Regions from separate parts of the Homo sapiens genome. Here region 2 is linked to region 1. The links are chromatin loops, found by intact Hi-C in ENCODE. Cell type or tissue: heart right ventricle. All regions are shown on one strand. Each heading gives the region's core, and the rest is flanking DNA. Links, peaks and the distances in the headings are about the cores only. Region 1 has its middle 96 kb from the start of LINC02010. Region 2 has its middle 18 kb from the start of LINC02010.

What was found. A loop is a pair of places that touch in the nucleus more often than their neighbours do. Peaks named below come from ENCODE experiments on the same cell type or tissue, not always from the same donor. Only the 100,000 strongest peaks of a DNase experiment are listed, where the experiment ranks them.
Region 2: it touches region 1 in a loop (9-fold over the local background); 3 of 110 quality-filtered maps call a loop at or near these places.

The regions. Positions count from the first base shown.
Region 1 is chr3:146,817,567-146,833,279 of GRCh38, forward strand. No RefSeq gene overlaps it. Among named protein-coding and RNA genes, the nearest start is that of LINC02010, 96 kb to the right of the region's middle. In heart right ventricle, for the core only: no CTCF peak of the experiment used is centred there; no DNase peak of the experiment used is centred there.
Region 2 is chr3:146,895,805-146,911,517 of GRCh38, forward strand. No RefSeq gene overlaps it. Among named protein-coding and RNA genes, the nearest start is that of LINC02010, 18 kb to the right of the region's middle. In heart right ventricle, for the core only: no CTCF peak of the experiment used is centred there; a DNase peak (open chromatin) is centred at 8,337; H3K27ac peaks cover 1,498 bases.

The DNA.
Region 1 (15,713 bases), core at 3,263-11,262:
TGGTAGGAAAAGATTGTTAGTTGTAAAAAGAAACCTTTTAAACTAATATGATGAGGTACATGTAAAAATTAATATTATGCTCTGATGTTCTCTCTAGTGAGTAGCCTAGGTTGATTTATTCATTTAGGTAATTGTGTTCAGCAATATTAGTAATTCACTGTTAAATTGAATTTGGAGAACGAACAATAAATTGAAACTGCAGTGATATTTCTTTCTTACTGTGTAACAAACAGATGTATTGATGTAAGTTCTGAGTGTACTACATAAGTTAAATTCCCTAGACTGTAATTTGATCAAAAGGCTTTAGACATTTACTTGAGCTATATTAGGCGGCTGCCATTGGATGGCAGTAAAATTCTACATCAATCACTTTAAGCAAAGTGAAGCTGGGAAAATAATGGGACTTTTCTTTTATTATTTAACAGCAGAATGCTGATTTAAAAGGCAAAGCTCAGGGGGTTGCATATATTGTGGCAATACCAACTAATTTTTTTTTAACTGTTTTGTTTTCTTCTCTGCTCTATTTAAAGGGAGATGCAATTTTAGAAAAATAATGCATAGTATTTTGTCACAGCAAGAGATGTTTTTGCTTTTCTTTTATGTAATAAAAATTTTCATTTTTTTATTTTTAAAAATAAGTCAATAAAGGGATATTAACAAATTATATATGATTTAAACCTTTGCACAGTATTAATGCCTAAGTCTTCTTTTTGTTTTCTTCTGATTGTAAAGCCCATGTGCATTTTGTTCCGGGTTTAAAGGCTGATTTATATAAAGAGCTGTAAATATTATAATGTCTAATTTTATTGAAACAATTTGAATAGAGAACAAAAATATGAAATCACACAGGAAATGTTGCTAACGATGATATTGCAGAAGAGAGTGTTCCTTCTCAGGAGGCCTTAAATTCTGTGCTTGTACACCACTGAAAGTAGTCAGTATTTTGCCCCTGAGATATGAAAGACAATATTGAATATTTCTGATCTTATGTTAATTTATGGTTACTCACGAACGATTCACAGGGAGGTACAGTCTGAAAGAAAATCTTTGTCATCTTAAACCTGTTGTGTTTATCACACAAAACTAACAGGAATAAATAGCACAGAGAACAAATAAAATGAGATATGTCCTAAATGCTATCTCACATAAGGAAATATATGTTCTTATGTCTCTTCTCACTCATTTAGAATTTTATTTGGTTAGAAGTTGGTAACATCAATTACAATTTATTTGGCAATAAAACGAACCAATTGTTTTCAGAAAATATTCAGGATGGTCTGACACAATCTGAGGGCGATTAATCAGGATTTCCTGGGATCAAACCACAGACTTTTCTGCTATTTATCTTTTCCCTCACTTTATGTTTAAAGTCTATTAAAAGTTTATAGTCTTCCAAAGATCATATTAGGCATTAAAATTCAGGCATCTCATTCCTGCCGCAAAGATTGTTAGAAGAAAAGAAAATAAATGGGTTATCATGAATCCATTCTCATCATGAAGAGTGTAAAAAGCATGCACAGTGGAACAATATTCATTTATTTTTACGACAATGCTCGAGAAGAGAAAAAAAGGAAGTGAAATAAACTTAGAGATATGTAGTATTATTACTTCCAGGCACAGGGAGTTAGAAAGGCTGGAATGAAATGCCTTAGTATGCAGAAAAGGGCATATTTAACTGTGTGTGTGTGTGTGTGTTGTAGGATGCCATTTTTTCAGGCTTTGGTTTATTCAGTTACTGAACATTTCTGATGCAAAAATTTGATTTAACATCTATTTAACTATTTGACAGTATTTTTAAAAGTTTATTTTATTGAATTTTTATGAGAATAAAGAATACATTTGCATGGTTTTTTACACTTGCCGTTCCCCAACATAACCTAGTGGAAATATACATATGTATATAAGCGAACCTCAAATATTTATACCTACAGAGTTTTAAAAGAAAAATATAATCAATTAAATATTTAAAATTTAGATATTTTGCATTTGTATGCAGGGTCAAAACAAAAGCAGTTCTTCCAATGAATTACAAAATTGACTGATGCTCTAGTCTCAATCCTAGTTTGGTTAATTATATCTATGCATTCAAAAAAATAAGCTGTTTTTACATAAAATGTAAGAAAACCTTTGCAAATACGTAACTTCATTTCTTTATATTGAGATGCTGTATATCCAAATGTAACTGATTATTTTCCTTAATTTAAAAAATAGCGATATGGTAAAATTTATTCTCAATAAGCAGGGCGTGCTGCAAATACTGTGTTAAATTTAATGGTAAAAATTATTTAAAGCACCCATTTTCTCATCCATAACTGTCATAGGAAATTTACTACAGACCTCTGAAGAAATTATGTGGCTTTATCCAGTTTACCTGTATAAATATAGCTTTTTATATTAAATGTTACAAACGAATGCACAAAATAGGATAGCTTAGCATCTATGATATCTGTTTTAGCACTCACAGTATGCTTTATACTCTTCTGATGCATATTCATTTAGTGTTATTAAGCCTGTACTTAAGCATAGTATTAAATGCTCACACTTTGGAGCTGAAATTTCTGGATTTGAATATTGGTCCTGAAAATGAGTAACTGTGTGACCTTGGGGAGTGTACATAATCTCTCTGTTTCATCACACAGACACTTATAAGGCAATGTAGTAAATTAAGTGATTAAGCTGTGCTTTGGCTAGAATAGAGCAGGTGGAAGAAGACACTCAACTCAGTCTAGCCTACAGGCTGCACATCTGCAGGAGGTTGGGCAATAGAGAAGCAATTCCATGAAGGGCATACCTTTAACTGGGTCTTCAAGAAGAATAGGAGTCAGCCATGGGAGGAGGAATATGAGAACTATAAGCAGGAGGATCAACCTGTGCAAAGGTATAAAACACAAGAAAATGTTTGTAATTCTTTCATGGCATAGGCATGAGATACATGTGAAAATTGAAACATGATCCTTGCCCTCAAAGAGATTTAAATTTATCAAAAAGAACCAAATAAGAGTACCTTTCCTATATACTATCTTATGCTGTAGTAGAATCTGACTTCTGTCATTTGATTCAACATGCAGATTATCCAGTGAGGAAAATAGGTCTGGGCTTTTATAATAGATTATATCTATATTTTAAATCTGGAAGCACAGAAAATAAAAAAACAAATAATTAGTCCAATTCTTACAGCTAGAAAAATGAGCATGTCTGGATTAAAAATCATCCTCTAATGCAAATAATACATCAATAGTGCTACACTGGAGTCACCATATTTTCAATAGAAATGTAGAATTTTAAAAATAATGAAAAGAGATAAAATTTATATGAAAGATTTTACCAACAGGCTATAAAATTGGTGGAGATTAGGCCAAAATGGTAGATTGCATAGAAATCTTCCAATTAAAAAAAAACTGTAAACATTATAACACCAAAGATATAAACCAGAAATTATGAGTAATTTTATAAGATAGCAAATAGTTGGAATTGGGTTAATAGAAAAACCAGAACTGAACAAATTATATAATGAACATAAGCAAGAAAAAGCTTATAAGAAGGCAAAATGCATTTTTTTATTTTAGTTGAAGGAATTTGCTATTTAAATTAGAAACTCATTAGAAAATAAGAACAGGTAATCTAAAATCACCCACCATTTGAGGGAAAATAATGCCATGAAATAAAGGGACCCAACAAGTAAATATAAGAAATAGCTACCAAAGAACAGACTTAAAAGGGAAAATAGAAAACTAAAATAAATACAAGCAATGACTGCAGATAGAGGCGGTATGATAAAGTATTCATTAACAATAACAAGAATAAACTGTGATAAGAAGAAACTGATCATTAAAATATAAAATTTATGTAAAAATAACCAAATTATTAATATCAAAGATGAAGATACAATTAGTGAGCTGAAAGACTGTGCTAAGGAATTAAGAGCCATTACCCCACAGAATGTTTCTGTGATATTCAAATTTCATAGAACTTACCATTTTGGCTTGTGTTTATGTAGTAAAAATGTATTTCACCTATCCAAAACATTTTTAACAAAGTAATTTGCGGAAAGATTTTGAGTTACAATTCAGTAGTTCCTGAGACTCCTATAGAGATTTTTAAAGCACACAAACTGTCAACAAAGAGAATGAGTATATTGGTAATTTTGGACGATTAGAAAAGTTACTAAAAGTTGATTTTCTTTACCAGGTTCACATTTTTATGTAGAACATTCCTTAAGGCAATAGAATCTTGATATTAAAATGGAAGATATAGCTCAACAGGCAGCACAAAATGACAAAGAGATAAATGAAGACATGGGTGGTACATTGAGAAGACCTACTATCCATTGAAAGTGCATTCCAAAAGACAAGAACACGCAAATGAGACGAGGAAATGCTTCAGAGTTGAAGACATATCTTCACACTGAAACGTCTATCAAGACACGATAAAAAACCAGACAAGTAGACTTAGTGTGGTGAAATCTCAAAACAAAGAAGATAATGATACAATTATAATAAAAAATGCTAGCAGAGAAAAACAAGCAAGCAATTAAACACTCATTCACACACACACAGAGAGAGACACACACACAATCACACCCCTCAGATTATCTACAAACAAGCAAGAATCAAAGTGGCAACAGATTTTCCCTTAGCAAAACAGATTTTAGAAAACAATGAAGCAATACCTTCAAAGTTCTGAAAGAAAATGATTTTAACTTTTCTTTCCATATCTATCTATGTTTATATTATCTATATCTATATATTTCTCTCCCTCTCTTGATGTCTACACACACACACAAACTTTGTATCTCTTTGAATCTACACACACTTTGTAGCTATACACATATATGTGTCTATGTATATGTATGTGTGTGACATATATATATATATGTATGTGTGTGTGTCAATTAAAGTAGTTTTTGAAATGCAACCTGTGGCAGACTGTATTTTCATAAAAAGTCCAGAGCAATATTTCTGGTACCACATTGTCTGCAGAACATCAGCACTCCCTATCAAGAGATGGATGTCTATTCCCCATGTCTTTAAACATAGAGAGACTTTTTGACTGCCGTGATAAACAGAGTGGACAGAGGCAACACTTGTTCACATTTATTATACAAAACTTTTAAAATGCTGGATGATAAAAGAAACCATCAACAAAAAAGCAACAAATTTGTAGAAAATACTTCAAACATACATGAGACAAAAAATTACCATGAATAACATTTCTGAAATACCTTAAAAATTAGTAGAAAAATTACAACCATAATTTCAAAAATGGAAAAATTCAAGAATGATCATGTTACAGAAGAAATACATATGGGCAATGGAATACAAAAAATATGAAATACAAAAAAAAATCAAAAAATGAAATACAAAAATATGAAGATGAAAATTGAAATGGCAGTGAGGTGTCACTTTGGCTTATGATACTGGCAAAAATATTTTTCAGATTTGCAATGTCTAGTGTTAGTAAGAGTTTAGTATACAAAAGACTGTTACACATGATTGATTTTGTGAACAGCAACTGATAGTCTCTAATTAAACATTAAAAGGTGTAAATTTCTTAACGTGAGTTCTATTTGTAAAAATTTATTATACAGAAATATTTCTGTGTGTGTACACATCTACACAAGAAAGTTTATTAGAGCAGTATTGATGACCTCCGGAGTTAAAAATAACCTAAATACTCATTCTTAACTTCTGGCATATACATAATACAAAGTATAGCATAAATAACACAACAGTTGAATAAGATAAAGTAAACATATTCATTTTGATAGGTGTATAGAAATTATCAGATATGTAGTAGAAAATATTTTTAAAACTTCTTATGTAACTTTACTTATAAATGAATACATATGAGTTTATGTAAATACATGCTTATGTATGTATGATATGTGAAAATATACATACAGTGATCCATGTACTGTTAATGGAATTAATTTTGGGGGGCTAGTTGTGTGTGTTCAGCATATGAATAATTTTATTTTTAAAAATTTATGTGGTTCAGTATTTGTTTTGTCAAAAGTGTGAATAATATATATGTGAATATATATTGACATATTATTTAGCTTTTAATGAAAATACTTAGGGTAAAACAAAATTCTACAAGTTGGGCAAGGCTCAGTGAGAATAGATTTTCTTTGCTCCATGTAATGTCACCTGGGGCAGCTTTAATGGGACTGGAAGATCTACTACCAAAATAGCCTCACTTACATAGCTGTCAAATTGATACTCATTCTCAGCTGAGAGCTCAGCTAGAGCTGCTGGCCCAGGATCTCCTCCATGTCACCTCTCAACTGGCAAGGTTGGATATAACACAGTATGACAGTCTCAAGTTAGCTGAACTAAAACTACTGGTAGTTCAACTCAGGGTAGTTGAATTTGAGTCCCACTAAGTTAGAGAGATTAGATAAAAACCTCGAGCTTTCTGTTGAAATTTCAGAAAGGATGCACTTTAGGAAGGAAATCTATATGCCAGGAATAAGGAATTCATAATGAGAATAAGGATAAAACCCAAATAGTCTCATCCCAAAAAGTATAAGACCAGGGTTCTACAGGGTCAGTGTTGCTAGCCAACACTTTCTGCTAGAACGAATGCCAACATTTTTCAGAGAAAGACAAATGAATCCAGTCTCTAAACATGCTACTAAAGTTCATGTAGAATTTTACTACATGTGTATAAAAACCGAGAATATTCTCACAGGAAAGATAAATAAGCAGTCAGACTCCACGATGACCCAGATATTGGAATTAGCAGACAAGAACTTTAAAACAGTTCTTAAAAATGTGTTCAAAGTCTTAAAAGAAAAAATAAAAAGAGTATATTAGCAGAGAGGACTCAATATCTGAAAAATTTTAAAAGTGGATGGTTTTAGCAAGATTTGGAGAAGAAAACAAAGTCAGTGATCAAGAACGTGGTGGGCAAAATAGCTTCTAGATGCTAGAAAAGAAAAGGGAATGGATTTTCTGCTAGAGCCTCCAGAAGAAATTCAGCCTTGCCTACACCTTGATTTTAGCTTAGTGAACCCATTTCAGATTTCAGACCTCCAGAACTATGAGAACACGAAGTTTTATCTAAGACCTGAATAATAAGAACATGTCAGCTATATGAAGAGTAAAAGAAAAAGATTTCCAGGTATGAGAAAAAGCAAAGGGGAAAGGCTCTGAACCAAGAGAGAACTTGAAAACCTGAGCAACTTAAATAAAATCATATTAACTCTGGAATAGGGGATGGGTTTGAGATATGAGGCCAGAGCCTTAGGCAGGAGCCAGATAATGAGGGCCTTTTGGATCATGGTAAAGCAGGTAGGTTTCTTCTAAAACCTATCCTCCACAAAAGTCTTTTAAGTAGAGTGACTTAATATAATGCATATTTTAAAGAGAGGGCAGTATTACAAAGAATGAATTTGAGAAGGCAAGAGTGAAAAGGGGTTAAACTTTAGGGAAGATATTGCAATAGGTGAAGCAAAATATAATTGTGGCTTGGATTTACAGTGGATATTGACAGCATAGTCTAATTAGAGATATTCTGGAACTCATTTTAGCAGGACTTAATTGTGGATTTTATATAAAGTTTTAAGGCAGAAAGAAATTGAGGATAAACCTTTGGTGTTTTGGCTTAAACGGTTGATAGAGGTTTAGAGATATATAACAGTGAATGCCACTATTAATAAATGACTCAGTTGGAAATTGATGCTAGATCTGCCTGAATCCAAAGCTCTTGTTCTTTACTACTGTGCTAAGCTGAAAAATTGTCCCTTCTTGGTCCCAGGTTTTCTTGACTAAACAAACAGAAAAAAAAAAAAAAAAAAAAAAGAAAAGAAAGAAAGAAAAAGAAAAAAAAGTGAGAAAGTGGTTAAGCCAATATGACTTCTCTCACATTTGTGATTCTCTGAGATATCTAAGACTTCTACTCAATTTCTTGGTCTACACATCAAGAAACATGAACTGAATCAATGTATATCCAATTTAAATTACCCAGTTGTGTCAGTCTGAAAAATTCAACATTCACATGCACATTTACATACACACAGTCAAGAAATAATGGGATAAATTGGAAAGCACGTGAACTTGGAGTCACAAATATGCTTGTTTTTGAGTCTTGGCACGAGCGCTTTCTGATATGTGTCACTGTATATGTCATTTAACCTTTCTGAAACTCAATTTTTTCATAAGTAAAAAGCAAATATTAACTCTCAGAGCATTGTAACTAAGCAAGTTACATTTGACTGTGAAATTAAAAACTAGAAATACTTGTTGGTCTTCAGTGGTCCAACTTACAAAAATTACAATCATTGTAACATTTGAAAATAAAAAGATGTGTGTAAAATAAAATTAATAATTTTCTTTTCTTCTTCCAATCTCAAATATAAACACTATTAGCAGTTTGACAAGAATTTTCATGCAGTTAATTTTGCATCTTAAACATTTGCAAAGATTACACATGTGCATGTACACACACTATATACATTCTATAATTTGCTTTTGCTAAAATATATATTTTAGATTTTCTCTCAAAGTAACACATATATCAACCTGGTTTGTGTTAATAACCACATAATAATCAATGTTACATTTATACCAAGGTATCAATAGGTGTACCATTTAATCATTCCAATTTTGAGGAAAATTCAGATTATTCCAAGTCTTTAATATTAATAACAATGCTATAATAACTATCCTGGAATATTTATCTTTTAATCCTCTAATTTTATTTGTATTTAATAAGTGGTTGAAATGGGAGAACTAGTCCAAGTGCTATAAGTACTATTTATTTAAATTATTTAAATATTAAATTTACATAATATTAAACTAAATTATAACTATTTAAATACCAAATTACTTTCCAAAAGCTTGTAATAATCACATTATTCTCATACCTAGAATTTCACCAACAGTGGATGCTATTAATTTTTATTTTTGCTAAACTAATGAATGTAGTATCTGTTATCAACTTTATTTTTTGATAACTAATAATAATCTGCTCTTACGTTTTTGCCTGTACTTATTTCAGTGAAATACATGCTTTTTTTCTTGGACTTTTTAAATGAAAGATGGACTACCTACATTTCTTATTAACTTACGGATCAATTACTTATTTAATACTTGTTTGTCATCATTTTTTCTTGATCTGTAAGTTTTGTTTTGATTTCATTATAACTTTTTGCCAATGTAAGTTTTTTATATTTATGTAATTAAATGTATATATTTTTCACTCTAAGGTTTCTAGGATCTTAGGGTGAACCAAAATATGAAGTCTCCTCAAATTTTAATTTTTCTATTTTCTTCCAGTCTTCTTTGCTTTTTTCACATCTTTATCTCATCAAGAGATTATATGCACATAATGTATAGTAAGGTCTGATCTAATTTTTTGTCAATGTAACTGGTACTTAGCACAAATTATTGAACAATGGATCCATACCCCATGAATTTTTTTAGTTCCTGTATAGGGTTTAATGTTTCCAGATTTCGTTCTGTTCCATTGATAAATATGTCTATTTCTGTGCCAGCCCTGTGATGTCATGATTATCCTAGCTTTTTACTGTGTTTTAATATTTGCTAGTCCAAGTCTTAGCTTATGTTTGTTATCAAAACCTTCTTAGAAATGTTCACCTTTCTATTCTTTTATGTACTTTATGATAATTTTAATTATTTCAAAAACACTTTTTATTTCATTTGGACTCTGTTGTATGAATATCAGTTTTTCTGGAAATATTTGTACTAAAAAACTGGAAACTTGGATGCTTAAATTCTCATTTGATTGAACCAAACCAAAAGGAAACTAAACAGTAAAAGAAAAGCATGTTGTGCCTCAGAGTGCTCCAGGAAATAAGTACAAACCCAGAAACATAAACTTTTGAAAGGAAAGGTAGAACTGACTTGAAGACACTAGTCAGAATAAAATTAATCACAGTTGTAGTTTATTAACTGCTTATTTGATAAGACTACTGTGTGAGATACATGGATTATTCTTTTCTTCATATAAGAATATCACAAGGTACATTTAACTAGAATGACTGGTTAGGCATGTTTGTGGTCAAGGAAGCGCATATTTCATGTTTTGGGAAAGAAGAGATCAGATATCCTCATTTATTTTCATGCTATGAAATGGCTGAGTAGCACTATATTGGATGGCTCACTTCAGAAGAAATATCAACTTTACAGTCTTATGAAAAGCTCTTTTTCTAATAGTGATGGTAGAATAATTACAACACAGATAGTTGGAGAAGAAAGTACCTTTTATCAACTCTACATCCCTGATAATTGGTAAGGAGCAAATGTGGGGAAGTATCTATTGAGGAATCTCTAGAAGTTTTACCTATCCATAAAAGTGAAACATAACAAAATCAAACTAAGTCACAGAAATAAAGTAAAATTGTCAAAAACGTTTAGGTGGTGAGACTTGGATAATACTGAAACATTTCCAAGAAAAGCTCTGAAATACTTTTCAGATAGAAGACATATTTATATGGTTAGGTTAGAAGACAGGAATCTTGCCTGAAGGCAAAGAGAAAAATAGAGAAATTTCAAACAATACCACCACAACAAAAATTCTCTTTAATCTGGTACCTTTATTATTTTTTCTCTCTTAGTTTTTTCTCATCATTCAATATACTCCTAAATCTTGAATGCTCTTTTCCTAAACTGCTTCTGCCAATTTTTCTAACTCTGAAATGTCTGATCCATTACTGAGTTCAAAGACATATGCACATGACTTTAAACTTTGTCACTTCTGAACCCAGAGAAAAATTAAATGAATGACCTATAAAACATTTTATTTAATAGTAAATCTATGTAATATAAAGTATATAGATTATAATGGTATCCAATTTTAATTACAGCATATCCCCATAATGTGTAATATAGAGAAAAGCTGAAGAAATATAAATGAAAAAATATTTCAAAGGATGAAATATAAGGGTTTATTTCAAAAGTGAGAATAGGTTAGCTGTCATATATCACTATCTTTGTATGAGACACTGAGCATATCTGGCTGACTGAGTGGACATTCTCTTCCTTCAGCTTCCTATGTGGTTCCCTAAAAGCTATCTACATGAGGGGAAATGAGAATATTTAAGACAATATGTAATTACTGAAGTAGCATGGCATCTTAGAAACGATAAAACACAACTGTGGATATTTAATAAACAAAAATACACATTAGAAATCTTGCCCAGTGTCCATAAGGCCCAGGAGTAATAGGAATCCTGTCATCTAAGCCTCCTTCCACCATACTCACCACTTTATTTACCTGTCTCCTATAATTTTATTCTTTTTAACTTCCTTCTTGACTACTTATATTTTTGCTCTTGTAATTGATGCAGTGTCTATGTTTAGCCAATTGCTGGAACACCTTTAAAGTTGATACTTCCTATTCCAAATGTAGAATATTACTTAGCTTACTTTACCTAATTTACCAAACTCCTGTCTCCCATTTTCTAGACCCTTTAGATGCCAGGGCTCTCTGTTCTAGGCACTCTGTCCAGGAACTTGAATTTATATTGCCTTCCTGCTCTCCCTCAGACCCTACCAAATGATCTGCAAATGCATTTGAGAATAGAGTCAATGACCTCTTCACATTTGAAATGAATGCAATTTTATGGGGTTTTCATAATATAAAACCAAAAAAAAATTTTTGCATGTCTGTATGTAAATAGACAACATATAGCAGAGTAAATGGTATTTTATAATAGAGTAAAACATAGCAAAAAGTTACCATGTACCAATTAGCATTTTACTTTCAATAAATATTCAATCCTTAATATAAATATGTAATAAAAATATATAATACTCTATATATCATATAATTTTATTATTCAACATCTACAGTGTATTAGGTTGTGTCTTTAGGAAATCATTAATTAATATTATTTGGTGAAATTATATTGGTACAGTTGTTTGCATCACAACAAAATGTTTTCTAAGAAATATTTTGTAATATTAAATGCCAATAATCAATTTCTCAAGAAATTGCCACTAGATTTTAATAAGTTAGTGTTATATTACCTTACATCTCACTATATTTTCATACATTTGAAAAGTTCAGAACCATTTCAAATAGCAAGTCCATTTTCCTGTTCTAAATTTTTGTCTAACCAAACTAATTGATTTTGAATATTTCCTATGTGTCCCATATGTAGTGCTAAAAAAAGACTAATGTTGAACTTTAAAGTGGTATTTCACTCTTTCTTCACTGGCAAATCTCTTATTAAAATGGAAATAATCATTTGGGTTTATACAGTATCATATTATCAAATGTAATGAGAAGAGCCTATTTAGAATTTTTAGATGCAATCTTGGTAATGAGAATTAATTTTGCCAGTCATGTAAGATATATATCTAAAGTTTAATTTGTGTTTAGGTATTATTTTATTAAATATCTAAATCTTGGGAAATATTAATCAATGTGTTTGACTTCAGAAATGCTTGCCATATATCCATCACATTTGTTAATAAAATGAAGTCTTGACAGATTAAAATTTTTGCAGGTTAGAAGTTTTCAAAGAAAATACAGCATATGAAACCATAAATGGTAATATTCTCCAAAATCTTAAGTCAAATGATATAATAGCATTAAGAAACAGGTAAACTCTTCTCATTAGAAAAATATCTGATCTAATGAAATGTCGAAAGGTAACTTAGAAAGAAAGGTGGCTACTGCTTACTCATTTGCTGTGGAAGAATAGTAGAAATAAGAGTGACAATGATTCACCTTTTCATCAAACAAAAATCTCCTTATTACATTGAGTTTTAAATCAGCAGAAGTGTACTGAACTGTCCAGATGGTAGGATTGGACTGAATATTAGACCAAATGCACTAATGGTTCCTGACAACAGTGCATGGATAGTGCTGAAACATGACAATGTAAGCAGAAGGAGTCTCTCTTTCTCAGTCTGCTCTTCCTTTCCTCTCCTCCAACCTCATCTAGCCTGACATTTGACAGTTGGCAGATATTTCATCCCAAGAAATGGGGCCAAATCTTTGATTTGAATCAGCACATGGAAATTGCCTCACTTTAATGTCCATGACAAATTTGTTTGCATTTTCTATTTCTTAGATTATGTGAAAATGCTTATTAAAATAAACTGGAAATTTGGATAAGTTATTAGATTCCTTCTTTTGTTGAACTTTCTCACAGGTGTAAACTATAACACTACATTTCTTTTAGTTGAAGAAAAAAGTACCTTGTCAAGAAAATTAGACTTTGAGAGTTGTTACCTTATTTGTGCTTCTGTCTTTTGAACAACCTATAAATGTAATGTCATTACATTTTTTTTTTTTGCATGTGTTTAGTATTGGAGATAATTGTCTTTTGTATTGAGAGTGGAGACTTAGGATTTGTGGTCAAATAATTCAGCATTATGCATTTGGGCCATATCATATCCATTTTAGAATGAGAGGAGGCTGACAGGGCGCAGTGGCTCATGCCGGTAATCCCAGCACTTTGGGAAACCGAAGCAGGCAGATTACCTGAGGTCAGGAGTTCAAGACCAGCCTGGCCAACATAGTGAAACCTTGTCTCTACTGGAAAAAACCCAAAAAATTAGCCAGGCGTGGTGGCGGGCACCTGTAATCCCAGCTACTCGGGAGGCTGAGGTGGGAGAATCGCTTGTACCCGGGAGGAGGAGTTTGCCGTGAGCCGATATCTCACCACTGCACTCCAGCTTGGGTGGGTGACAGTGGGAGAATCCGTCTCAAAAAAAAAAAAAAAAAAAAAAAAGCCACAAGAAAGAACAAAAACAAAACCTAGAATTAAGCTTTCTAAATGTATAGGTATATGTGCTCCTATAAAATTTTTATTCATTTATTCAACAAAATTTTATTTAGTATACATATCCTGTTTAGTGTTGTGGATACAACAGGGATTAAAGAGTCAGTCCTTCTCCCAAGAGACTTACAGTAAAATGGGAACAGTGGAGGCCATCTCCCATTTTATTTCTCCATAACAGTAAAGAAAATTTCAAAAACAAATTTCTAAAAATATAGAATTTATATTATCATACAAATTATTTAATATCTAGAGATAAATTGAATAAATATTTGTAAGACAATTTACCAAAAACTGTTATTATTGAGATAAATTTAAAAATATTTAAAAATGGGGTAGATATATAACATGTTCACAGATTAAACACTTAATATTTTTAAGATTTAAATTTTTTCTACATGTATCTATAGATTCATTATACTCTTAATCAAAATCTCTTCATTTACCTTAATTGTTAGTCAACTCACTTTTGGATATATACTCCAGAAACACTTGTGTACAGGTAATAAGAAAAGGAGTGTGAAGATGCTTATCTCAGCAGTATTTGGGGTAGTAAGAATTTGGAGATAACCTAGGTGCTCATTACGAAAAGAATAAGTGAAAACAGATGGATAAATTATTTAGAAAAAAGTACATAATTTTAAGATAATGAATTAGAAATATATTCAACAACATAGATAAATCTTAAAATGTTGGAGAGAAAAGTAAAAAACAAAATGAATGCTATAGAATAAATCCATAGCACGATAAAAATTTTTGTACATTTAAAGAATATACACAAAGACACCATATATTTCTCAAAATTACAAACATTTAAAAGATATATTTGAGTAAGTGCCTGTTTTAACAATAGGAATGGAGATTTGCTCAGCTATGTAGATGAAAATGAATTGAAATAAAGAACAGCTTTGCAAATATTAAGGATAACCATGTACCATGAATAAAAGAGTATCTTCTATTCATGGCACATTAAGTTCTCTTCAACTCTATTCATCAGAAAAATACATATAAATATAAAATAAAGTATTGAAAAAACAGGAGTCATCAGTTGGGTCTACTATTCTTAAAAACCTGACAAACATTAAAGAAAAAAACGTTTCTTGAATTTGGCATTATGGAGTTTTTAATGATCTCAACAAGAACAATTTCGGTAAAGTGGGAAGGATACCACAACTCAACTTGCTATAGGTGCCCTCTGGCCCCCAAAATTCACATCTGTCCCAAGTGCAGAATACATTCACACCATCCCAACGTCCCCAATATTGCAACCCATTAAAGCATCAGCTCCAAGTCCAAAATTTCATCTAAATATTATCAGTTTTAAAAGTCTCATATCTTGTATTTTAAAGCCATCTAAATCAGGTATGAGTGAGACTTGGGGTATAATCCATCTTGGAGCAAAGTCATTATTCATTTGTGAATCTGTGAAACTAAAAAACAAGTTATCTTCTTCAAAAATGCCATGGTGGAACAAACATTGAATAGGCATTCTAATTCCAAAAGGAAAAAAAAAAGGGAAGGGATAAAGAGGTTACTGGTCCCAAGCAAGTTTGAAATCCAGCAAGGAATGTTCCACTAGGTTACAAGACATGAGAATAATCCTCTGTGGCTCAAGGCTCTACCCTCTGGGCTCACAGCAGCTCTGTCCTCTGCCTCTGTGCCTGCTGTCTCTTCCTCAGCCCCACTGGCTTCTGCTCCTTCCATGTCAGACTCGGCCTCTGCACTGGCTACATCAGACCCACAAACCCAGGTGGCCTCTGTTCACAGCAGTTCTGTCATTGGAGTTATTCTTTCTGTTTCTTGAAGGACAGCTTAGGTTTGTAGCCAAGTAATTCTGTTAGTTCACTCCTGTTTGTACAATCCTAGAAATCTGACAGCCTTCTGTATTTCATCTCTTCTCTGTCTCCTTCAGCTCAAGCTGGCAGTATTTCTGCTGATACAACATTCTTGCAAA
Region 2 (15,713 bases), core at 3,347-11,346, 78 kb after region 1:
AATTTAATGAGTTTGTTCAAGTTGGTCTGGTTGCATAAAGTGCTAATTAACTTACTAGGAAAGAACAAATCTCTTGGAAAAAAGAGCTAAGTGCACACAAACTTGCTTTAAGTTTCAAAAAAATATGAAAATTTTTGACTATGGATCAGATGTTAGCTGTTTCACCCCTTAAAGACAGGTAGTAGAGAATTGAGTAGAGAATAAAGTAGAGCTGGTTCCCTAAAATCTCTGTAAAACATGAAAAAATATAAGCAATCATAGCCTATGTAGCAGAATGTAGTACTTTCCATAATTTTGATAATTATTGACCTCTGTGGTCACATTACTGAAGTAGCAAACCAATCCAGCCTCTGTGTACAATGAAGAAAAAAAAATAACTATATAAGAGCTGAAACATCAGAGCATTAGAAGAAAGACATATCCTCACAATCGCTGGAGTAGGAGAAAAGATAAATGGAGGACTACTTGTGTTATCCAAGAAGAGTATGCAAGAGGAAATCGTACTCTCTGCTTATCAGTTGAATAAATGCTTTCAGCGATCCCCATGGGGACAGCTTGAAGTCTGTTGGAGAAATCTGAGAGATGTCAAAACTTCTGAAATCTTATGGATAGTGGCAACACCAGAAAAATACTATTTTATTACTCTGGAGTCATTATATTTACTCCTAGACTAGTTTATTTTGGAAATTTGGGTAACAAATATCTATTGTTTGGGAATTTCTTCTTCAGATTATTCTCATAATGATTTCATCTTGGAAATGGCTGAAGTAAAAATCAGTCTGAATAAGGTTTTGATAGAACTCTCTATTTTGAACAAATGACCTAGATAATTTTGCACCATCAGCTGGCTGGAAGTACAAGTCTGCTTTCAAGATTAATTAAATTTTGTCTCTTTAATCGATATATAATAAATGAGTCAATAATGATTAAGTCTTGCCTGGACGTATGATCTTACACAAACGAACAAAGAAGTGTGCCTGCATCCAGTGCCCTGAGTGGCAGAATCAGGAGGGAGGTGAAGTAAAATGCTGTCTCAGTCAGAACATGAGGCACCTCATGCTTATCATATGATGCAGTAAGACAGGGTGTGAAACCTTTGACTTTTCTTCTTGCACAAGCAGTGACGTCATGGGCCCGGGTGTAGATCAAGATCAAGATTACACATTAGCTGATACCATATATTTTACCATTCACTTCCATTGTGAGGTAAAAATGCTTTTATCAGAGTTGGGAGAATGGGAATCAAGGAAGCAGTAAAAGGGAAGAGATGGATGTCTTATGCCATTTGCTTCTTTGCCTTCTTAGGTGCCACAGTTGGGTTTTGTTTCTTTCTTTCTCTTCATTTTTTTAGCCTGTCTGTTTCTAAATACACAAATGAAGTGGCAAACATTGGTAACTTAGGGAGAATCAATAATTGCTAAAATTCTTCTAACTCAAAAGAAGTCACTTAAAATATATATTTAATATGCTCTCTCTCTCTCTCTCTCTCTCACACACACACACACACACACACACATATTTTCACATTAAATTTACCTAAAGACAAAAGCAGAAATACATACAGATACCTTTATTCCCTATTTTGGTATCTTTGTATTTTGTTTTTCTATCCTATTCTTCAGAAGAAAAAAACTATTATGCATAACCTTGTCACCAGACCTGGAACCATATTAAAAGCTTCCCCTTTCAACCAAGTTTTCTCTTATTAGGTAAATACCATGGACTCATGCTTATGTTTAGGAAAAAAATATTGTGTTATTTGTGTAATTAAAACGACCCAACATTTTGGTATCTGGTAATGCTTCTCTTACATGGCAATGTGTCCGGTGTCTGTGACAGGATGTTCTCAGTAGAAATGACTGCAGGGGAAATGAAAACAAATCAAAGTCTTAGAACTTGAGTTTTTGGTTTTTCTAAAATAAATGTTTTCCTCCTCACAGAAATGGGAAGTCAAATACCTAATTTATATGCTTCATTTAAGCATTAAATAGGAAAAAATGGCCAAACGTGATTGAACATTATGCTAGCTGCACCAAGATCAGAGACCAATACTCAGTACAGGCCCTTTTGCCTCGTTCTGTTTCATGGTGAAGAACTAACCCTCCAATATGACCATTAGCCATCTTCAGATGAATACTTTTAAACAAGTTGTTAATGATTGAGTAAAAGCCATCCCAATTACAGGAAAAGTGCCTCACCAGTACAGCTACTTCAATTAATAAATTAAATTATTTCATTTTCTAAATGAAAAACACCGTGTTTTAAGCAGAGCCCTAAGGGACCATCAGTATTTTTTATATATCTAATTGCTGTGTTACGGCTATGCTTTCATAATGTTTTGTAACTTTCTAATCCATTGTCCGTCAATAAAATTATTTTGCCCTTAACATTGAAAGCATGTTTACTTCAAACACCATCCTTCCCCTCCCACGTACCAACAAAAAGGGGGCGGGATTAAAAAACAAAACAAAACAAAACCTTTTGACTATAGAAAAGAAGAAAGCATTTATAAACAGCAAAGCTTAGGAGACAAAATTAAAATGATTTTAATTTGTTAACTCGACGGAAAGAATAGGTCACCTTTTAAATGTGTATTCTGAGAACTGAGTTTTCTCAGGCATCTTTTAAGTGAGTAAAGGGAGAGATAATTGAGATTGGGAAATATAATATGCTAAGAAGTGCTCATGTAAGGAATACACTGCCCCTGAGATCTCAAAAGTCTTTCAAAGACTGAAATATCATGGGAAATACATGATAGTTGAATTCAGTCAGTTTTATTCCCAGTGTGAAATAATTGTGATTAAATATAGTCATAATATCTCTTAATAAAGTTTTAACTTTTCCTATAGCATATAAGTTTAAAGTTAATCTGAAATGAATTCTTCACCTTGGAAAAAGATGAATTCGTTTGTCATAAAAGATAATTTTATTTGCCAACAACAATGCAAACATTTTACCTCCTACAGAAAGCAAGACCATCAGGAAATATGCTTATTTACTTTTCAATTTTGATTAAGTTCATACAAGTGCATTGGGGGAAAATTGATTTTTGTTTCCCTTTCGTTAAACTGATGATCTTCTGTATCTTCTACACAAAGATCAAATGTGTGACTTTTCTTACATGTAAAAAACATCTGTGGTAGCACTCCCTTAAGTATGTTTTGCACAATGAAACAACAAAAAAATGGTTCTTCATATTACTTTCATAATATTCTATATGTACCAACAATTGATACTGATAGTAAAAATGAGAAAAAGCAATATGGGAAAATTCTAAATTAACAACTTTTAATGGTTAGAAACTATATTTTTAGCTCATCATTGTAAATTCATACATTATTTTCATATTTATATATGAATATATGTACTTTTTATAAACAAAAATAATGGAAAATGCAAAACCTCTTCAGTCTGTGTCAATCCCAGATTACTACCCTAACAAAATGTTACACAGCAATAAATCCAGAGAAAGAATTCTAGCGAACTATGTACATGTATCCAGCATACAAACAGACTTCCTCTTTGGCAGGAATAACAACATGGGTTGGAAGCAGGGCTCTGTGGCCCATTACAAAAGACTGAGTGAGGAAGTTGTTATATCTCCAGAAGGTAGAGTAAGAGGATGTGACAGCAGCTAATCAGACATTCCATTCCAGAGTTTCAAACTTAGAGAGTATGAGAAAAAAGAGGATCCAGTTGAGCTTATTTCTGGCAGATACGTGGAGTAGTTAGCACAACAGTTAATGTCAGAGATCGCAGAGGGTCCCAAATTATGGTGTATCTTAAGTTGACAAGTTTCAGGGTCTTGGCTTTTCTGCCTAAGCCTGGTTTTCCAAGACTTCCTTTCTATACCATGATGTGCCCTTCCAGGAAATCCCTTTTGTGTTTAGTTAGCCAAAGTGATTTCCATCATTTACGCCCAAGAATCCCACTCATACCATACCTCACCCATGATAGCTTAGGCATGACATGGATAAATACATGGCTTAAGTAAGGTATGTGTTTAGAATTAGCATTCACTAAAGAGGAAATGTAGTTAACTTTACTTGTATAAACACACCTGATATTTAGTTTGAAACTTCAGATTGTTAGTATTTGATTATTTTTGACACTCACTGGCAATTTCATAATTTTTAGACTAATAATGAGAATATCTCATTGAGCTGAACAAACCATTCTATGGCATGCTTTCTTTTTAGGGATCATAGAATGGGGTTTTTGTTATTTTTATCCTAATTTTTTATCTCCCAGGAGCTACTGAATTTCTATGATTACCTATAAAGTATCAGAATCTTAACTGGGGCTCCAGATGGATGCTTTCATGATTATAAAGGAAATAAACTTTGACTATGATTTATTTAGACAGAAGTGGGAAGTGGTTCATTTTGAAAAGAATTATGCATGCATATATAATTCACATACAAAACACATTTTTCTGTGAGGTCACAGATTTCAGGATGTAGTCTTAACTAGCATATCTCTCTTTAAAGAAACTACTGGAAATATCTGAAATAAAAAATAGAATAAGACTCACTTTCCAACCAATTCAGAACAAAATGCCTAGAAAGTAATTACTTGTAATAGTCAAGGTCAATAAAGCTAATATTTATTATGCCTCTCCTATGACCTAGGCAACATGTTATGTTCTTTATATGCATTATCTTACTTGATATTTATGGCAAACCTATCAGAAACATATTACCATTGTGTGCATTTAACAAATGAAAGATTAAACCTTAGATAGGTCAGAAAATCTATTAAACATCACAGGGTAAAAAGTGGCATGGCTAGTACAGTAACCTAGATCTGTCTGACTCTAAACCCCATAATTACAAACCCGTAATTACCCCCAATTTAGCTGGATACCTGGATATTACTGCTAATTACCAGATAAAGAGCAACTATATGAAACACCTTAGGTGCCCAACAGAATAGATATACTTTGATCTTCTTTTAATCCTTGGACATTGATGGTTCAGTCTATCAGTAAAGCTATTGTTTTATCCTAGGGCTCTCCATTTTCTTCCACACTATGAATTTTTTCCTTTTTCGGGAGTCAGACGTTGCCTATCTCAGTCTTCTGGAAACTGACCATGACAATTCAGCTGTGCTACATTGCCAGCCAACCTGCTAAATGTGGGCAATACTGCCTGTGCATTTATCCCTATTGTTAATGTGTAGGTGTCACACGTGAGAGAAGGAGGGAGGGGAAAGGGGAATAAAGAGAGGTATTTTATATAATGTAGATATGTATTTCCTTTTCCAAGTAGAGGGTAATATGTCAATTGCTTTGTAGTTCCTAAGCCTCTGCTTTCATCCCTCCAGTCTACACAGCCCAACACAATACCAAAACATTCCATTTAGGCTTTCATAACCAAACCAATACTGGCCACCTTGAAACAAATAAACCTGTTCGTGACCAGGTTACTTTTGTTGCCTTCTAGCCTAGGTTACGGGTGGCCTCTAGAGAGTTTAACAATGTGTAGCTCAGGCAAGGTCAAGGGAAAATATGATAACTTGAGTAGCTTTCTCTTTACACAGTCGTTATGCCAACTGCTAGGAGAATTGGCATTCTCAGTATCCATCCATATTCCCAACTTTGAAATTCACATTCATATCCACAAGACAGTAGACATTTGTCCTGAAAGTCTTTTTTTTTTTTTTTTTTTTTTTTTTAGATGATGGAGTCTAGCTCTGTCGCCAGGCTGGAGTGCAGTGGCACAATCTTGGCTCACTGCAGCCTCCGCCTCCTGGATTCAAGCAATTCTCCTGCCTCAGCCTCCTGAGTAGGTGGGACTACAGGCATGTGCCACCACACCCGGCTAAATTTTTTTGCATTTTTTAGTAGAGATGGTGTTTCATCATGTTGGCCAGGATGGTCTTGATCTCCTGATCTCATGATCCGCCTGCCTCAGCCTCCCAAAGTGCTGGGATTACAGGCGTGAGCCACAGCGCCAGGCCTGTCCTGAAAATTTTTACATCTGTCTGTTAGATTAATTTCTCTCAAAAGGATTTTAACCAACATATTTTATGGATATAGACAGACAAAATTTGTTATCTTTATTATATAAAGAAAATCATTGGTAACTAAACTATAGTGAGAATGCAATTGCTTCCACGATAACCTATGTTCTTTTGGAAATTCCAAACCTGTGTAAGCTCTTTGATGGAGCAGGAAAAAATAATGGAGAAGCATAGAGGAAGAATGATGCAATGTACCATTAAATTACTATTTCTTCCTATCATTCACTTGACTATCACAATATGATACAAGCTCTGAAAAAAATTTAAGAGAGGTTTCCAAGATACAGAATAATAATCTACTCTGATGCAAATTAAGTAATATCATTCATTAGCTGCTGAAAGCATCTCCAAAAATAAAAACATTCTCTTGTAGGATGATTGTTTTGGTATTATCTTAATTTCCTTCTTTGAGTATGAGAAGAATTGAGGGTGAATAATAATGAAAGCATACTGTGCACGATTCAAGTGGCGCTTAGAACCTTATTCTACTTCTTGTGCCATCAGAAAGTCAATTTCACATAATATTTTTTTACTCCCACTTGCAACATAAACCTTCTACATTTTAAGTCATGCTTAGCATGTTTTTCTTCTGTGTGTGTCTGCATGCACATGTGTCTGTCTGTACCTGAATATGTCTGTTTGTGTGTGTATTTGTGTGTGTGAGAGAGAGAAAAAGAGAAAGAATATGCTAAGAAGATAGAAAAAGGAAGCTTGTTTTGCTTTTATATTTCAGCAGTCTTTATTCTAAAAGAATTCTCCTAGATTTAGGGGAGAAAAGATATGCCAGGAAAGAAATTTATTTCTTCATTCAACAAATATTCACTGAATGCCTAGAACATGTCAGGTACTTGGGATGATATGTAAGGTTTTTTTAAAAAAGTTAAAAATAAATCTTTGCCCTCGTTAAACTTACATTCTTGTGTGTGAGACAATGAATAATAAACAGTAAAAGTATAGTATTCTTTAAATATATGTCATATTGAGAAAAAAAGTAAGGAAAATAGAATCTATAGTGCTGGGAGAGGGCGCAGGTAGTAAGGATAGGCTTAGTTAAGAAGGTAACATTGAGAGAACACTTAATAGAGGTGAGTGGGTTAGCCTTGTAGATGTTGTAGGGGAAGAGAGCTTGAGGCAGAAGGAATGGGTAGAACAAATTTTCTGAAGTGAAAGAAAGCATGGCACATGCGAGAAAAAAGAAAAAAAATACAGCAAGAAGGTCAGGATGGTGGATTGAAAGTAAACTTTCAGGAATTCAGGTCAAAGAGATACTAATATGAGTGAAGCAAATTTTGTAATCTATTATAATAAATTTATATTTTCTTTTGAATGGAGGAGAATCATTGGCAGATTCTGAGCAAAGGTGTTATAGGACCTCTCACTAATATTTTTAAAGTAGCATTCTGCAGTATTTGGAATAATGATAGAAGGATGGTCTATCTGGGACACAATTACAGTAAATCAGGTGAAAGATAATGGAGGCTTGGACCATGGTGATAGCAGAGGTTGTGATAAAAATTGATGTGGTCCTAGAAATATTTTGAAGACAGAAAAAAAATAGATTTCCCTGATGGTATAAAATATGAATGAAAAAGAAGTTTTGGAGAGGGATCTAAGGTTATGAAAGGGTGGTTTCCATCAACTGAGATCAGAAAGATTGTAGGATGGAAACACTTGTGAGAAGAAAGTTCAAAAGTTCATTTTTTGTAGACAGCAAGTTTGAAATGTCTATTACACATCCAAGTGGACATGTTCAGTGGGCAACTGGACATGTGAATCTGGAGGAGGATTATGGCTGGATTAGATCACAGAGGGAGTGTGTGTAGATAGATGAAAGATGAGTATGAATTACTAAGTTTTGGGGGCAATATCAAGAGGTAGGAAAGAAGAGAATGAACCAATGTCCGATAAGGAAAATAGAATCTATTCTAGTGTTTTTGAATAGAAAGATAACATGAGAAATGATTTTACATGTTTTTGTGAGAGGGCAGAAAAATGAAAAAAGAGGAAGGTCCTGTTTCCTAAAGATTAGTTACTACAGAAAGATATTAAGGTCTCCACAATAGCAAAATATCAAAAGCTTGTCTAAGCCCACAATGTTCTCTGTAGTTGCTTCACAAGTCTCTGTTGTTTGAAGGATATTGCCTCTTAAAGAGTCCAAATTCACAATAGCAATGGATCTCTGCCAGATCCCCAGAGCTATTAAAATAGCCTGCAATAACCTTCAGTGGCCCAGAATCATCCAATGTTACCACTAACTCGGCTACATTTGGAACCCTGGCACAAATGCTGGAACCACCTGTACTTTTGCAGGAATTTATGGTCGCTCAGTGAGTGCTGCCAGAAGGGAATGGTGTTAAATCACTGACAGCCTTCCCATCTTTCACAAGTGTCCCTATTGATAGAAGGTAACCAGAACCCAGCTGGCAAGAGAGTATTTTAACGCTAGCTTTGTACAAAGGACAGTATAGAAGACAGGGATATAAGCAGGCTCAAGTGCCAATGAATAATGTCTAGTAATTTCCAATATTTATTATTCAGTATCCATATGCTCTCTTACTATATTTAAACTTCTAAATAGTGACAATAATGCAAAATAATATTTCTACTGTCATGATGCAACTATCTCACATATAAATGATGATATTTTCATTCTTTCCCCTAAAAATAGAAGAAAAATCTTATCACTCACTGTAACCATTTTTGTGGATGTTAATTTGATGTTAATTGCTCTTCTAGTTCAGTCACAGTTTTATTCACTATATTTATTATTTAAAATAATTAGAAAAAAGGTAGGTAAAAAGAACAGAATGGTGTGTATGTGTGTGTGTGTGTGTAAAATTACAAAATAGGCAACAAAACGTATGCATAGCTGGTTGCATCCTAGTTTCTGTAATTGATCACAGACAGTATTTTCCATTTATGATTTCCTTTCTCCACTATCCATTCTGTGGTTCTTTTAGCCTAAGCTAGCCAGAATTTTCCCCAGTAAGATAGCTTAAAACCTAAACCTTTGTTTCTCAATGTCTAATTTCTAAGTAATACTACCCTTTATTGGTTTACATACAGTCTTCTAAATATTAAAATAAAGGAGATCACAAATAATCTCTTGGGGTCTATACAAAGAGCTCTCTCTCTCCCTCATAATAACGGATATCTGTCATGACAGAGCAGAGCACCCTTTTCTTTGCCTGTTGGCAGGAGAAACCTTAAACAGCCAAGTGGCTATCACAACTTTCAATTCCCAAAATCACTTTTAGTCCTTTATTGAAATGATTTCTCTATTTTAAATGAAGACTTTTAAACTAGCAGAACCCAAGAGTTTCAGGACAGAAAGCAAAAGATAAAAAAAAAAAAACTTAAAGGAAATATTAACTTTACGAGAGAGAAGACATTTTTACTTCTATCTTTCAATTCTTGGACCTATATACACGAGCTATGGATGTCTGTTGGTTCAAAGCATGCCCTGAATTTTGTATGACAGTGCCTAAATTTTCAAGATTTTGACTTTCAGCTCTCAGCAAGTAATTCTACTGTTTTATTGCTCTGTAAGGACACCTGACTTTGGTAGAGTACATTTTAAGAGGAGTAAATATCATAGGTATGAGAAGATTGCTGCATGACTCTTTTCACTAAATGAGTTCCTTAGTCAGAAACATTATGTGAAACATCATGGTAGAGAATAAGGTCTTTAGTAAGTTCATGGATGTCAGTGCTAGCAAAACTAAAGCAAAGAGGAAAAGAAAAGATTTAAATAGAATAAATATCCATTCCAGTGAGGATAAATTGCTGTCCTCTTCATGATGAAACTGTCCAGTGAAGCCACTTTGCTACCAGATGGACAGATAATCCCCTGTAATTCAGAGGTCAGGTTTGGAATTTAGCTTTAGTTTTTGCTAGTGGCAAGTTGGGCACTTCTTAGTGGCAATTGTCAGAGAAGTCTCATTGAATACGGATAGGTGTTGCTGAGCTCATTCATAATCTCTTTTTTATGCAGCCATGGTCATTCTGTACTGAATCCATTGGGCAAATGCAGAGGTATTGGGGAAAGAAAGGTCAACTAACGTGTATAGAGAGAATCATTGTCTCTCTCTTAATGATTTTCTCTGTAACAGGTGTTCTTTTGCAAATGAAATTATGAGATGCAAATATCTTTGCTTTTTTTCAACAGGCTTATTTTTCTAGTCTGTTTGGGCTGCTATAACAAAGATATCAAAAACTAGGCATTTTATAAATAGCATAAATTTATTTCTCACAGTTCTGGAAGCTGGGAAGTCCAAGATCAAGGTGCCAATGGTATCACACTTCCTTGTGGGCAGTGCCTTCTAGCTGTTTCCTCACCTGGTGGAAGGGACTGTCTGGGTCTCCAGAGTTTTTCTTATGAGGGCACCAATCCCATTCCTGAGAGTTCCAACCTCATAACCTAATTGTCTCTCAAAGGCTCCACCTTCTACTACCATTACATTGGAAGTTAGAATTTCAACACATCAATTTTGGGGGCATACAAACATTCAGATCATAGTATTTATCCACGTGCTTTGTCCTCTATCACTAAACTTTTTGTATTTTTTTAAGTTCCATCATATCCATCCAAATAAGAAAAATGAAAAAGAAGGCAGTTTAGAAGAATATGCGTTATTTATTCCCCAAATATTTATTGATTACCTATGCTTAGTACTCTACTACATGCTTGGTGATATAATGTTGAGCAAAACAACAAGGTAATCCAAAAGTGAATAATGCTGAGCAAAATAAACACTGGTCTAAAGGAGTTTACAGTTTAGGAGGGTATACACTAGTTAAATAATTGCACAAACATATGATTTAAATTCTTATAAGTCCTATGAAGAAAAAGAGCATGGAGTTAAGGAGGCACACAGAAGATCTGGTACAGAGGATCAGGGATGATTTCCCCTAAAGTGATATTTGAGCTGAGATATAGAGCTGTACTCTACAGCAATTAATTAAACAAAAAATTTGGAGGAAGGAAGAAATATCTTTCTAGAGAGAGAGAAAGCATACATGTAAGTCCTGATGTATTTTAAGCATCTGAGATAAGGCCAGTGTAACTAGAGGGCATGGTCTCAGGGGAAGAGAGATTTGAGATGATGCTGCAGATGTGAGATGTGGGAACCAGCTTATGGAGTGCCTTGAAGGTTAGAGGAAGAATTGGGGTCTTCAAACACAGCAAAGGAAAGCCATCAAAGAAGCAAAAGAAATATGTCATCAGATTTAAAGAGATCACTCGGGATTCAATATAGAGCAAGTGTTCAAAAGGGGTAATAGAGAAAAATGGAGACCATCAGTGGTTGAAATATCACCATTAGTAAAATAATTTTGCCATATTTTAAGCTAAATGGGCTCTGGGGTATTGGCTTTAGAAGCAAATTGCCACTTAAATTGAATATATAGAAGAATCCATTCTTTACATACCTCACAACTCAAGTATATAGACACCTCTGTTACTCAAATGGTAGTCATTGGTCAATATAGCTCTTCTCAACCCATTCATTATCTGCATGGTGGGGAAATCTGCACAAACACCCGTGGTAAGGGAATCACCACTTCTAAGGCAATGGCAGTGAGGAACTCTGTGGTCCTATGTGGAGACAGGGTAGCTGAGAAAGGCATGGACTTTGGAGGAAAGGAACTTGGTTTAGAAATCAGATTTCTCCCTTATTACCCATGTGCCTTTCCGTAAATTGTTCATCTCTTCAAGCCTCGAACTTCCTAACTTGAAATATTTGGTTTACCAGCTGGGTGCCGTGGCTCATGCCTGTAATCCCAGCACTTTGGGAGGCCGAGGTGGGCAGATCACGAGGTCAGGAGTTCAAGACCAGCCTGGCCAAGATGGTGAAACCCTGTCTCTACTAAAAATACAAAAATTAGCTGGGCATGTTGGCGGGTGCCTGTAATCCCAGCTACTCGGTAGGCTGAGACAGAGAATTGCTTGAACCTGGGAGGCAGAGGTTGCAGTGAGCCAAGATTGTGCCACTGCACTCCAGCCTGGGCGACAGAGTGAGTCTCTGCCAAAAAAAAAAAAAAAAAAAGAAAGAGAGAGAGAGATAGAGAGGGAGGGAGGAAGGAAGGAAAAGGAAAGAAAGAAAGAAAGAAAGAAAGAAAGAAAGAAAGAAAGAAAGAAAGAAAGAAAGAAAGAAAGAAAGAAGAAGGAAGGAAGGAAAGAAAGAAAAAGAAAGAAAGAAAGAAGGAAAGAAAGAAAGAAAGAAAGAAAGAAAGAAAGAAAAGAAAAGAAAAGAAAAGAATAGGAAATAAATATTTGGCTTACCATGTATATAATAACATCTAGTGCAAACAGTTACCACAATGATTAATAGGAGATACTGGTTACACAAGACCTAGCATACGGTGTAGTTCGTAGAAGGTAGCCCATTCATGTTCATTCCCTTTGTTAACTAATCTAAATGTTCACTGATAGTATCTTCAGGTCAGTTAATGTTACTTCCATACAACAATATCATTAATATTTATTGTATTTTTTGCCTAAAATTGTGCACCATTTTAATGCAATTCCATTAATTAAATTATATTATAAACAAAACATGGGAATCAAATTTTATTTTTCTACTTAAAGTTAAAACATCTAGGATATGGGAATTTTGCAGTAAAAACAATAAATACTGATGAATTCAAACATTCATAAAACTCAGAAGCAATTAATCTAGAAAAAATTACTTTATTACTGTTAAATTTAGAAGTCTTGAAATTATATGATTTTTCTCTCTTCCAAATAGCCAGCAATTCTCTCATTATCTTTTTTGTTAGAAAGAGGAAAAAAGAAAATAATAAGTTAGAATTTGATAGAAGTCAGACTCTATGGTAGACTTTTTTATACTTGTCTCAATATTTTTTTCTAAGCATCCCCTGTGATATATATTATTGTGGCTATTAGACTGGAGATGAAAGATGTTCAGAAGAAGAACTCTCCCGGGAGATTAGCATATGAGAAAGGATGAGAGCGATTCCATAGGCAAATGGCTTCTTTAATGTCATCAAATCCTCAACAGAACTCAACAGCAAACAGAAACTTAGTATCATAAATAGTAGATACAAACTTATTACTAATTTTTACAAAAATTACAGATTTATTGCAAAATTATTACTAGTTTTTCTTCACTATTTAGTTCTTCTTTTATATATTTATCTCAGGAGAAATTGTTCTCATGAGAAACTACTTAAAAATATTTAACTCTGGTGTCTGAATATCTGCTAGCCAAGCAGTAGAAGTAATGTATGTGATGCTTTTATGACAGGCATGTTTCCCCTGGCTGTTGTTTAAAACCACATACGACTTAGTTATTGTGTAATATACTAATAACATATTTCTTTTTTGTCCATGTAGGCCAATTTGGGAAAATGTGACATTTATCCAGATGTTTAGTCAAACACATTCTAATTAAGTTGTACAGGTTTACAAAGAAAACAAATTAAGGCAGTTTAAAGGAAAAATGTCTTGGAATTTAGTTTGAAAGACAGCTTGCCTTAATAATTTTGATGATATTCTGAGACTTGATTAATATATTTTTCTCTGAAATTTGCAAGTTTTAATGAAGACAGTAACAAGCTGGGCATGGTGGCTCAGGTCTGTAATCCCAGCACTTTGGGATGCCAAGACAAGAGAATGGCTTAAGGCTAGGAGTTTGAGACCAGACTGGGCAACATAGAGAGACCCCCATCTCTATAAAAAAATTGAAAAAATAAAATAAAATTTAAAATTAGCCGGGTGAGGGACGAGATGGTGCTCACCTGTAGTCTCAGCAACTTGGGAGGCTGAGGTGGAAGGATTGCTTGAGCCCAGGAGTTCAAGGCTGCAGGGAGCTGATTGTGCCACTGTACTCCAGCCTGGGTCACAGAGTGAAACTTTGCCTCTAAAAATAAATAAACAGCAACAGAAAGGTAAAATTTTCAAACCTTCTCCATATATGTTTACAGGAGGTATCTTCTAAACTTGAAAATGAAAGCTAGTTATAAATGTCAATTACATAAAGATTAAATTTAGAAACTGACAAGTGTAGGGTATACAAAGCAGTGAGGTGTCTTTATAAATTCTGCCTTCAGGAGTTGAAATGTGCAAGAGTCAAAAGATGGTGATTCAGGATGCTCCATGTTCAATGAGGTTTCTTTGTTCAGAAACCAGTGGTCAGAGAAATGACTGAGGTTTCAGTAGAAAACCTTTTTTTCGTCTTTAATGACAATATTAATGAGTTTGTAAGTCAGAAAAATCTTAAACACAGGTTTTCCACACTTAGCTCAACTACACATAAACATACACACACACACACACACACACAAGAATGGCTACATAACAGAATGGCCATATAACCTATTAACATATAAAACATATATAACATAAAATGGCCACATAACAACATCAGTAGGTTATTTTTTAATCAGGAACACTTTTCCTTGCCAACTTTGCTCTGAAGTAAAAGAATGATTTAGGAAAATTTACTGGAATGATTCAGGAAAGCTGTACATTTTATCATACACACAATCAAAAAGTTTAAAAGTCATTATACTCTTGCTTTGTAATTATCTGTTAGGAAATTTTCAAAGAAATATCAGAAGGAAAACAGTGTATTTTTAAAAGTCATGTAGTACAATAATTCTTTTTAGTGGATGAAATACACTATCCCAGCAAATCAATCTCTGGTTCTTGTATGGAAGATGATCTCTTTGTAGATGACACCTTAATGCTGTCCATTTTGATACACACTACGAGAAAATAGTTACCAGTAACTACTCTCTCCCCTGGCATTCTTTTGGTGGCCCAGCAGATAGACTGTGACATCACTGGTGGAAATGTTGACATAACGTAAAGATCACCTCTAGCATTGATCTGAGGTCAGGGAAGATTCTGAGAGCTACGAGACATTCTTAAAGTGCTTTATACATACTAGGACATAAAATCCATTTACAAATTTGCTTTCATTGTTCTTTTAGTCATTAATAGAATTAACTGGATTTGCACTTGTACGTAGAGTTAAAAGGAAACCTCTTAGACCAACTGGCCTTTTTAAAGCACACACATACACACACATACAAATCTGTATTTTCTTATAAGGAAAGATGCAAAATATATTGTTATATGTATTTGCTTTCTTTAAAATAGATATCATATACATTTAAACAGCTATTATCCCTATGGAAACAGCATATTCTAAATTTCCCAATGAATTTCTTTAGTGGATGAGGAGACAAATTTTAAAAGAAGGAGCAGAACATATAAGATGTCATGCATAGGTAGTGCCCTAAACTCTTACCTCTATAGAAGTACAGAATGAAATAAACAGATGAGGCAAATATAGATAAAAGAAAATTCAATGTAAATTGTCTTTGGGGGAAAAGGGATAAAAATATTGCCTCTCATAGTGGAAAATATTTGATTAAAGGATTACATACTGACATCAGGTTTCTTTTTTCTTCATCTGTCTACTCCTCCTTGGCTAGACTCTTTTCTTATTCAGAGTAACACTAACCATATTCTTCCAGGTTCAATCAAGAGTAAAACGGAATACCTTTCCCTCCAGGCTAGATCCTGGATTACTTTTTAATTACTCTGATTGGGTCATATATTTATCCATGAACCAATTATTATGGCAGGAAACGGATTAAGAGTGACATAGGTAGTGCTGCTATGAAATGAACTCTGGATATATTAGTAAAAGAAGTGG